Linked DNA regions of Homo sapiens: region 2 is linked to region 1. A link is a loop called in an ENCODE intact Hi-C map of the cell type or tissue named here. Cell type or tissue: sigmoid colon. All regions are shown on one strand. Links, peaks and the distances in the headings refer to the core of each region. The heading gives the core; the rest is flanking DNA.

Evidence for each region. A loop is a pair of places that touch in the nucleus more often than their neighbours do. Peaks named below come from ENCODE experiments on the same cell type or tissue, not always from the same donor. Only the 100,000 strongest peaks of a DNase experiment are listed, where the experiment ranks them.
Region 2: it touches region 1 in a loop (2.2-fold over the local background); 6 of 110 quality-filtered maps call a loop at or near these places.

What each region holds. Positions count from the first base shown.
Region 1 is chr3:107,984,734-107,989,138 of GRCh38, forward strand. No RefSeq gene overlaps it. Among named protein-coding and RNA genes, the nearest start is that of LINC00636, 100 kb to the left of the region's middle. RefSeq lists an enhancer at 1,000-1,059. In sigmoid colon, for the core only: no CTCF peak of the experiment used is centred there; DNase peaks (open chromatin) are centred at 2,439, 2,708 and 3,888; H3K27ac peaks cover 1,355 bases.
Region 2 is chr3:108,075,658-108,080,062 of GRCh38, forward strand. CD47 (CD47 molecule) reads right to left here. Exons shown (of 11, transcript NM_001777.4): 2 at 4,334-4,405. Among named protein-coding and RNA genes, the nearest start is that of CD47, 13 kb to the right of the region's middle. In sigmoid colon, for the core only: no CTCF peak of the experiment used is centred there; no DNase peak of the experiment used is centred there.

The DNA of each region.
Region 1 (4,405 bases), core at 255-4,254:
GCAGCTCCCTAAAGATTTTACTGTCTAACTGAGCGAATTGTCAGGGAGATGTTCCCTACACCCCAGTCTTAGAAACTCTGGGTCTGGAGTGATGACAATTCAGCTGATAACACAAATTGCTGTGATGTCCCTTTTGGGTTTTCAGTTTTCTATTTTTTTTTTAAAGCCCATCCATGAAGGTAACCCATGTAGGTCTCTTTCTTGTTAACTTAAAGACCCTACCTAATAGACTTGAGGATTAAATTAAGTTTATCTGTTTTTAATTTTTTCCTCATTTTATAATTCAGATCTATTACAAGAAATTTTAAAAAATCAGTTAGCAAAAAATAAAATCAATAAAAAATTGCCTGCAATTTACCAAGATAATTTTTTGCATATATTCTGCCAGACATTACATATATATGTGTGTATATATGTATATATATATATGTGTATATATGTATATATATGTGTATATATGTATATATATGTGTATATATGTGTATATATATGTGTGTGTATATATATATATATTTAAATGAAAATAGGATCCTACAGTTTGGTAATCCTTTTTCTTTTGTGTAAAGAATAATGTCTGCTTTGGATTAACATTAAACTTGAAAGTGACAATTCTTCAATTTTCCCCATAGTGAATAGATTTTTCTGAAAGTCAGGTAAGAACAAACCAAAAATAAATGCAATAGCTTATAGCATCTCTAGGTTGTGTGCATGTTGCACTTCTTCTCCTCCTCATTTTTATAGTACTGGTAAATGTAGAGATGAGATGACAGGGAAGAAAGGAAACTATACCCTGTCAGGTCATCATGCTACCTCTACCTCTCTCTACACTGGGTCTTGGCTTATTTATTTTTGACCAACAAAGGAGCCTCCTCTGGGTAGCATGACAGGCCTTTTGTAGCTTTGGGATCTTAGGCAGGCACCAGTTAATCATCACATAATAACAGGAAGTGGGTCCTACGGCTGCCTCATGTCGGGCTGTCTCGTTTTCACTCAACTGGGTGTGGTTACGACATGGAAGTGATGACCAGAAGCTCCCACCAGAGTGAGGGGTCCACCCTCTTGATCCCCTGACACAAATACTTCACCCACTTTCTCTGTATGTTGGAGTCCAAGGCTTGACAGACCCTTTTTATTAAATATTTCAGTTATTTTACTGAGTGTTCTCTACCATCATTTTAGGTGGTTTATAGAGGTGAACTTGCTACAACTTCCTACTTCATAATCATCACAATCCATATTAAAAAATATTTCCGCAGCTGTATTGCATGAGACACAGCTTACACATACTTTAAACACTAATATTTTTGGGTAGTTTAAATTGTGACACTCAGACAAATATAAAATGAATAAATGTTATTCATTTATTCATTTTATATTTATATTTATAAATAAGGTTTTATTTATTTGACTCTAGCTAATGAGGAAGCAGTAAGATGTTACAGCTGGTTCCAAGAAGAAGCACATATATATGCAGGAATGCTGAAATGAATAGGTGAAAAACTGATGAATATCCTCAGAGCAATAATCAATTGCATTTCAGCAGACACAATTCACTGCTTTCCTTTCTATGGATAAGAATATTTTGCATGATCAGTTTTCCATAACTTACAGAGTTGTAAAATAGCTCAGAGACAATGAAAGTTAGACATGACCCCTAGACAAGACACTCAGTGATCCTTTTTACCCATTTAAAAATCTTTCATATTTCTAATTGGAGTTTGTGCGCCCCTGCCTTTGCTGCAAGATTCTTTTCAGTGTAGCTATTTGCCATTAAGCAACGTGGACGCAAGCAAGGGAGTAAATAGTACCCAATGGAGAAGCTGCTCTCATGCAAAAGTTTATGGCCACACCCTCTTGATCACCAACTGGTCCCTAAGAGATTGGGAAGAAAAAACAGTAAGAGGCTGGCTTGCTTAAGTGAATTCCCTTAATGCCAGTGAAGTATCTGAGCAACCAATGGGATTCCAGATAACACAGGGAATAGAAGCCTAACTTGTCCCGTCAGATCATCCTGTTCCAAGAACCTCATTTTCATCAGGGTCAGAATCACTTTCGATGGAGTGAAGCTGTGAGGTCAGGTTGCCCTATTAGACTGAGCCAGAGGGTGACTACAGAGTGAAATCAACCAAATTCACACATTTTTTAAAATACACATTTTCTTACAACCTAAACAATTTAAATGTTTAAATCATTCCCATCAGCATCAGCTTCACTGGGATTGTTATTAATACATCTTCCAATTCTACTACTACCATTAAAATAACCTTCAAACAGGCCTGCCAATGCTCAGCTTAAATCATCTTTAAAAACGTATGTTTATAGAACTACCCAGAGTAATGTGTGGTCTCTGGAAACCATCAAGGGGAAGCGTTATGAAATTTTCTATTGTAAGCAGCAGACCAGCTCTCCAAGGGATTTCCCAGACTGCCCGATAAAATCAGGCCTCCTGGACAGGAGGTGAAGTCCTCACAAAGTACAATAGATACTTGTTTTGGCAACAATCCAGATACTCACCATTAATAGCTTCTTCTAAGTCAGTTTGATTATAGCTTGATTGGGAGAAAACACCCTCCCTGTCTACTTTGCCTACATGAAAGGCATGAAAGAGGTGGGGCAGAGGAGAGGCCTTCTATCATTCTCTAAGACCTAGAAATCTACTTTCACCGGAAGGCACAGACTTCACAGAAGAATTGAGCAAGAGCCAGCGTGGAAATATTGGACAGCTTCCCGGCAACTCTTGAGTCAGGTCATTATTGTGCAGTTTCATCACTTTGTTTGAAGGGAATTCCCAGGACTTCAGGCGTATTCAGGTTCATATGTTATGCAGAAATGCATTCCAAAATCAAAAATACGGTTACTGTGATTTGGGACTTTCTACCCCTATACTTCCTGCTATTCACTAATATAATTATGCATGTTTTATAATTAGAGTATGTTAGGATACACATTTGCATCTTGTATGTGGTTGGGAATACATTCTCAAATCTATTTGTGGGCCCAATAAGCCATGTGACCATGGCAAGTTTCCTCATGGCTCTGTATGTCAATGTACTCATCTGTGAGCTAGAGGCAGGGGTACCAGATGGTCTTTCAACTCCCTTTGACTCTACACATACATTTCCATCTACAAACTAAGTCTGAATTCCTTTAGAAAAGGTGTCAAGAGATTTGTGCCTGGCCAAGACCTTGGAGGATGATGGTGTTGCACTTCGTCTAGTTATTCAGGTAAAAGTAATGACTACTTATATATCTTTTTAGGGTCCCTCTGCTAGGGTTAAGCTTCATGAAGCAGACATGACATCTTTCTTGCTCAGCACTGTCTCCCCAGTGCCTAACACAGTGCCTGGCACATGCAAAGCCCTTGGTAATTATATGTTGAATGAATGAAGGTCACCAGGAGCCTGGATTCTTATCTGCTCAACCTAGGTGGTGAAGAAGCCTGGTGAGACTAGGATTGGGAAAGTTCCCCCAGCTGCTCTGACCTTAAAGGCAGAAGAAGACTCCAGACAATGGTGACCACCTTCTGGGGCCTCTTCTAGCAGCTGAGGCTGCAGGATCTGCAATGCCCAATCCCTAAACCTTCCTAGCCATGTCCTCACACTCCAGGACTGACAATATTAACACATCCCCTGCAGCTCTATGCTTGCCTGGGCTCTACCTGCAGAGATGCTGGGTGGGACAACGTATGTCAATGCTTAGGGGATTCCTACATGATTTTGATGCTGCCTCTCACCTCTGCACTTTGAACCAGGCCTGCCAGACCAACTCCAGTTCCACTCACAGTGCTCCACATGCATCGCTGCAGCCCTGGGCACTCTCCTGCCAATCCCGATGCAACTCTGGCAAGTCCAAATCACTGTAAGGATCACTGCAAGGATGCTCAAGACAAGGGAACAAGTGGGGCCTGGAACCGTGCCCAAATTCCCCTCACTAGCAGTGAGCCCTGCCTGGCATAAAGTTTTGCTCAGCAAAAGGAAAGGCAAACACGGAAGGGTGGGGTTAGAAAAAGCCATAATCCAGATGAGTCACTTTTAATACTTTGCATAAAGGCAGCCCTGCCAGAAGCATCTTTTTTTGGTTTTTCTTTTTTAAAAAATTCTAAATAGTTAAGTGTCCAATATATGCTGGTCAGTCAATACATTTTATATAAAAGTGCAGGATTTGAGCATTTATGTAAAGTGCAGAGCTTACTCTGTTTACCACTGCCATGTGTAAGCAGGGCTGGCCCATTCCCCCTTAGTTACACTTAAAATTTCCTCTTCCAGGCTCAACTCAGAGAAGGAGAAGCTGCAAGAAAGCTCTGCTTTCCCCTGCATCTTGGGGCAGCCCTGTTTGCCTCACAGACAGAGAAGAACCGAGCCCTATATGATATTTTCACCTAATACGAAGCTGAACTTTGGTAACA
Region 2 (4,405 bases), core at 250-4,249, 91 kb after region 1:
TGTGTGGGAGACTAGGACTGTGAATGTATTGGATTTCATTTTCATGATTATATCACCCAGCAAAAGGGAGTTTGCTGATGTAATTAAGATCCCAAATCAGCTGACTTTAAGAAAGAGAGATTATTTTTGAGGGAGAGAGAGCTGACCTAACCAAGTGGTCTCTTAAAAGGGTCTGGGTTCTTCCTGGCAAAATAAACTCAATATGTGAGAGGGATTCAACAAGAGGAAGATTCTCCTTTGCTGGCTTTAAATATGCAAGGGGCCATGGGGCAAGAAATGAGGGCAATCTCTAGGAGCTGCTACAATTCCTTGGCAGATACTTAGCAAAGAAACAGGGACCCCAGTCTTACAATCACAAGGAATTGAATTCTGTCACAATTATGTGAGCCTAGAACAAGACCCCAAACTCCAAATAAAGTATGCCCTGGGCAACACCTTGATTTTAGTCTTTTAAGACTTTGATCAGAGAACCCAGTCATGCCATGACCAGGCTTGCCACCTACAAAACTTTGAGCTAAAAAATGGGTAGTGTTTTAAGCTGCTATATTTGTAGTTGTTATGCAGCACTAGAAAACTAATACAAAGATCTTGCAATGCCTTCATGTCTTCATTATAAACAGACCATATGTCCTGTTGATAATAATGGAATTGGCAACACTGCGGAACTTGAACTGACCTTTCTAAACAAAACTCTAATAGCTTAGAGAAAAATAAACTTTAAGTTTTCAAGTTTTTGTATTGCTAATAGAACAGAAATATTAATGATAAATTTTATGATTACTAGTATTTGCATTCAGTATTTAGTTATTTACAAGGTGTTTTCACATGAACCACATATTACGGTGGTAAAAATACTGGGTTTTGATGCCAAAGAGATCTAGGTTTAATTCTTGGCTATTACTCTGACCTTGAACAATACCTTGAATCTCTTTTGCTTCCCTATTTGTTAAATGGTAAGAACTCCATCTATCTCCTAGAGTTCTTGAGAGGATAACAGGACACGACTTACATAAAGTATGTGGCACATGTGCAAATAAATGTTAGGTCACTTCACTCTTCATATTTGTACTGCAACCACTTCCTTGAAATCAGCAATAATGTCTTATTCATCACAGAATCTGTGATGCCTAGTACGGTGACTGGCACATGGTAGGCACTTAGTAAAATTTTGTTAAGTAAGAGAGGTATTATTTATATCTCAAACATTTCCATGATGGTGATGCCATCTTTACTGTACTAAGAAGAATTTGAGGGACAGATAGGTTGAGTTTTTTATCCAACTTTTCTTAAGCTATTAAACAGTGAAGTCTAGAAAACAGCTTTCTAATTTCAAGTCCAGTGCTCCTTCTAATGGACTATATCATACATAGGCACAGAGGTATATAAAACTATATCTTATAGTGTTTCCATGTATTCAGTCCTAGTCCTCCAAAAAATTTAAAAAGGCACAAAGAATGGTCACTATTATCTGCATTCTATTAAGTAGAATTCACTTCTCTATTGAGCAAATTCTGTTTCTCATTTATGCCTGTATTTGCAAAAATCACGACATAGTAAAAATGGTTTCTAATGCTTAAATCCTCAAAGTCCGTGACAAGTAAGTATTCTTATTAGAAAAGAACTTATACTCCATAGTAAGAGTCCTGCCCCATTTAACCTTTTTGTGCAGATAACTTTTTAACTGGTTTTTGTTTGTTTGTTGTTTTTTTCAGTTAAAAATGGTTACAACATAGTGGCACCAGATACTGGTGAGGATGTGGAGAAACCAGATCACTCTTACATTGTTGATGGAAATGTAAAATGAAATAGCCACTCTGGAAAAGTCTGGCAGTTTCTTTAAAAACTAAGCATATACTTACCATACAGCCCAGTAACCATACTTCTGAGCATTTATCCCAGAGAAATGAAAACTGTGTCTACACAAGAACCTGTACACAATTGTTCAGAGCAGTTTCATTTGTAACAGCCCAAACTTGGAAACAACCAAAATGTCCTACTATAGGTAAGTGGTTAAACAAACTGTGATATATTCATACTATGGACTACTACTCAGCAAAAAAAAAAGTAAGGAAAAAAGAACTATTGATAGATGCAAAAACTTGGATAGATCTCAAGGGCATTGTGCTTAGTGAAAAAGCCCTTCTCAAAAGGTCACATCTTGTATCATTCCATTTATATAGCATTGTTGAAATGACAAAATTATAGATATGGAGGACAAATTGGTGCTTGCCAGGTTAGGGACAGTGGGAGGTGGCGGTATGACTAGTAAGAATAAGCATGAGGGAGATGTTTGTTATGATGGATAGGTCTATGTCCTGATTGTGTAGGTAGTTACGCAAATAAACACGTGATAAAATGAGAGCGAACCATTAACACACACTGCACCATTGTGAACTTCCTGATTTTCATATTGTGTCACATAAGAGGAAACCATTGGGGGGACTGGGTGAAGGGCACATGGAAGCTCTCTATCTTTGAATCGTCCTGTAAATCAATAATTATTTCAAAAAATTAAAATGGATGCAAAGCCAAATGTCTCAAACCTCTGGTAGAATTTTCTACATTCTCTATAATAAAACAATACTTTCTCCTTTTAATGGCTCCCAAAATAAGTCTAGTTTTTATTTTTATAGGGTATTTTGCAAACAAAGATAAAACAGTCTTTCAATCACACGCAAAATAATAAACTGTTTTTATCTCAGATCCTGGCATTCCTTTCTCTTCCATCTTCATTTCATCTTCTGGCCTTTCAAATCTCATATTTTGAGTTTTCCAGTTTACCTCTCAGTGACCTGCATTACCCCCCAAAAGTTACTGTTCCCCCATATCTTATTCTTTCATTTCCACAAAATTGTACATTACCTCAGAAAAATTTCAACTAGGTATTAGATGATCTAATACCAGTTAGTTGCAGTGGATATGACTGACTGATTACACCCTTCATTAAAGGTATACTTAACAACAACAAAAAAAGCTCCTTTGCCCAAATTAATATCAATAGTAAAAGCTACAATGTAAGAGAGATTTCTGAGCAGAAAGACCTTTCAAATTCTCCTTGCCTACTCGGAGCCATCCCTTGCCCATTCCTCACTGCACACAAATCCCTCTCACAATGCTCTAGGCTAACTTCAACAACTTGATACCTTACTTCATAAAATAAACATCCCAGGAAAACAACTAACATTTACAACACACTTTGGTTTATGCTCATTAGACTGTAGAATACATAAAAGCAAGTATCTATTGTCATCTCCATTTCGGACATGAGGTAACTTGGACTCGGTTAAGCACCTTCTCAAGATCACACAGGTGAATAGTAAGTTGCTGAACAGGGGCTGTAACTCAGACCTCCTGATTCTCAATCCTAAGTAATGTGCAAACATTTCATCAAACCAAACACCCCATTCCTAATCTGGTAGTAGATTATTTTATAAAAGCTAGGCAAATAGTTGATCCAACTGAACAGAACTGAACCTATCTAGAGTTAAGGTTCTCAAAATGTGGTTAAGCCATGATCGGTAATATGACAGGTAATTCTAAATAGAGATTTCAAAACAGAAAGAACATACTCATATGGGGTTGAAGAACTCAGCTAGCACAGCAGGAAACAGCAAGGAGAGGAGACTATTTACTTCAGCTAATTTTACTACCTTCTACACCTCAGCAACCCAAGTTTGTGATAAAAAGGGCAGAATCATGGTGCTATCATCAAGTCTGAATTTGAATAAATGAATTTGAATCTCTAGTTCTCTCATATTTTGGCCAACAAAAAGAAGACCAAAGTAAGGCTAAGCACAGAAAATCTGAAGAAATCATCCATGATAACGTGATTTAATCTCCTGACTCTCCTCTATTCTCTCCAGAGGGAGCATGGCTGGGACTTGTCATCCCTTGGTCAAAGTGTAAGGTTAAAAAAAAAAAAAAAAAAAAAAAAAAAACACAAAAAACAGAAGGCTGAATAATTGGAAAGAGACTTGAAAATTAGTCACAGGAAAGAAAGCACTTGGATGGCAGCAAACAGAAATGAAGAGTACATTACCCCAGGACCAATCAGCCAAATAAAATGGTCCTTAGACCAAAAGTTTGAGAACCACACAATATACAAATTAACAAGTAATACAAATTAAATAGTAAATGTGTTTTACCATGAAGAGTAGATTAACAAATAGGATAGAAATCACAATCTTAAACTTGCTAAACATTACATCAACATTTATTAATAACAGCCTGCTTTTTGATTCAAAGGAGTACCTATCCCCATTTGGCCTCCTCTCGAAAGAGGATCAGGTTGCACCAGGACAAATAAAAAAAGAAGCTTTCATAGAAGTCTTACCAACACGATATTTTAGCTCGATGATCGTTTCACCTTCTCTGGTTAATTCTGTTACTTCACAAGTGTAGTTTC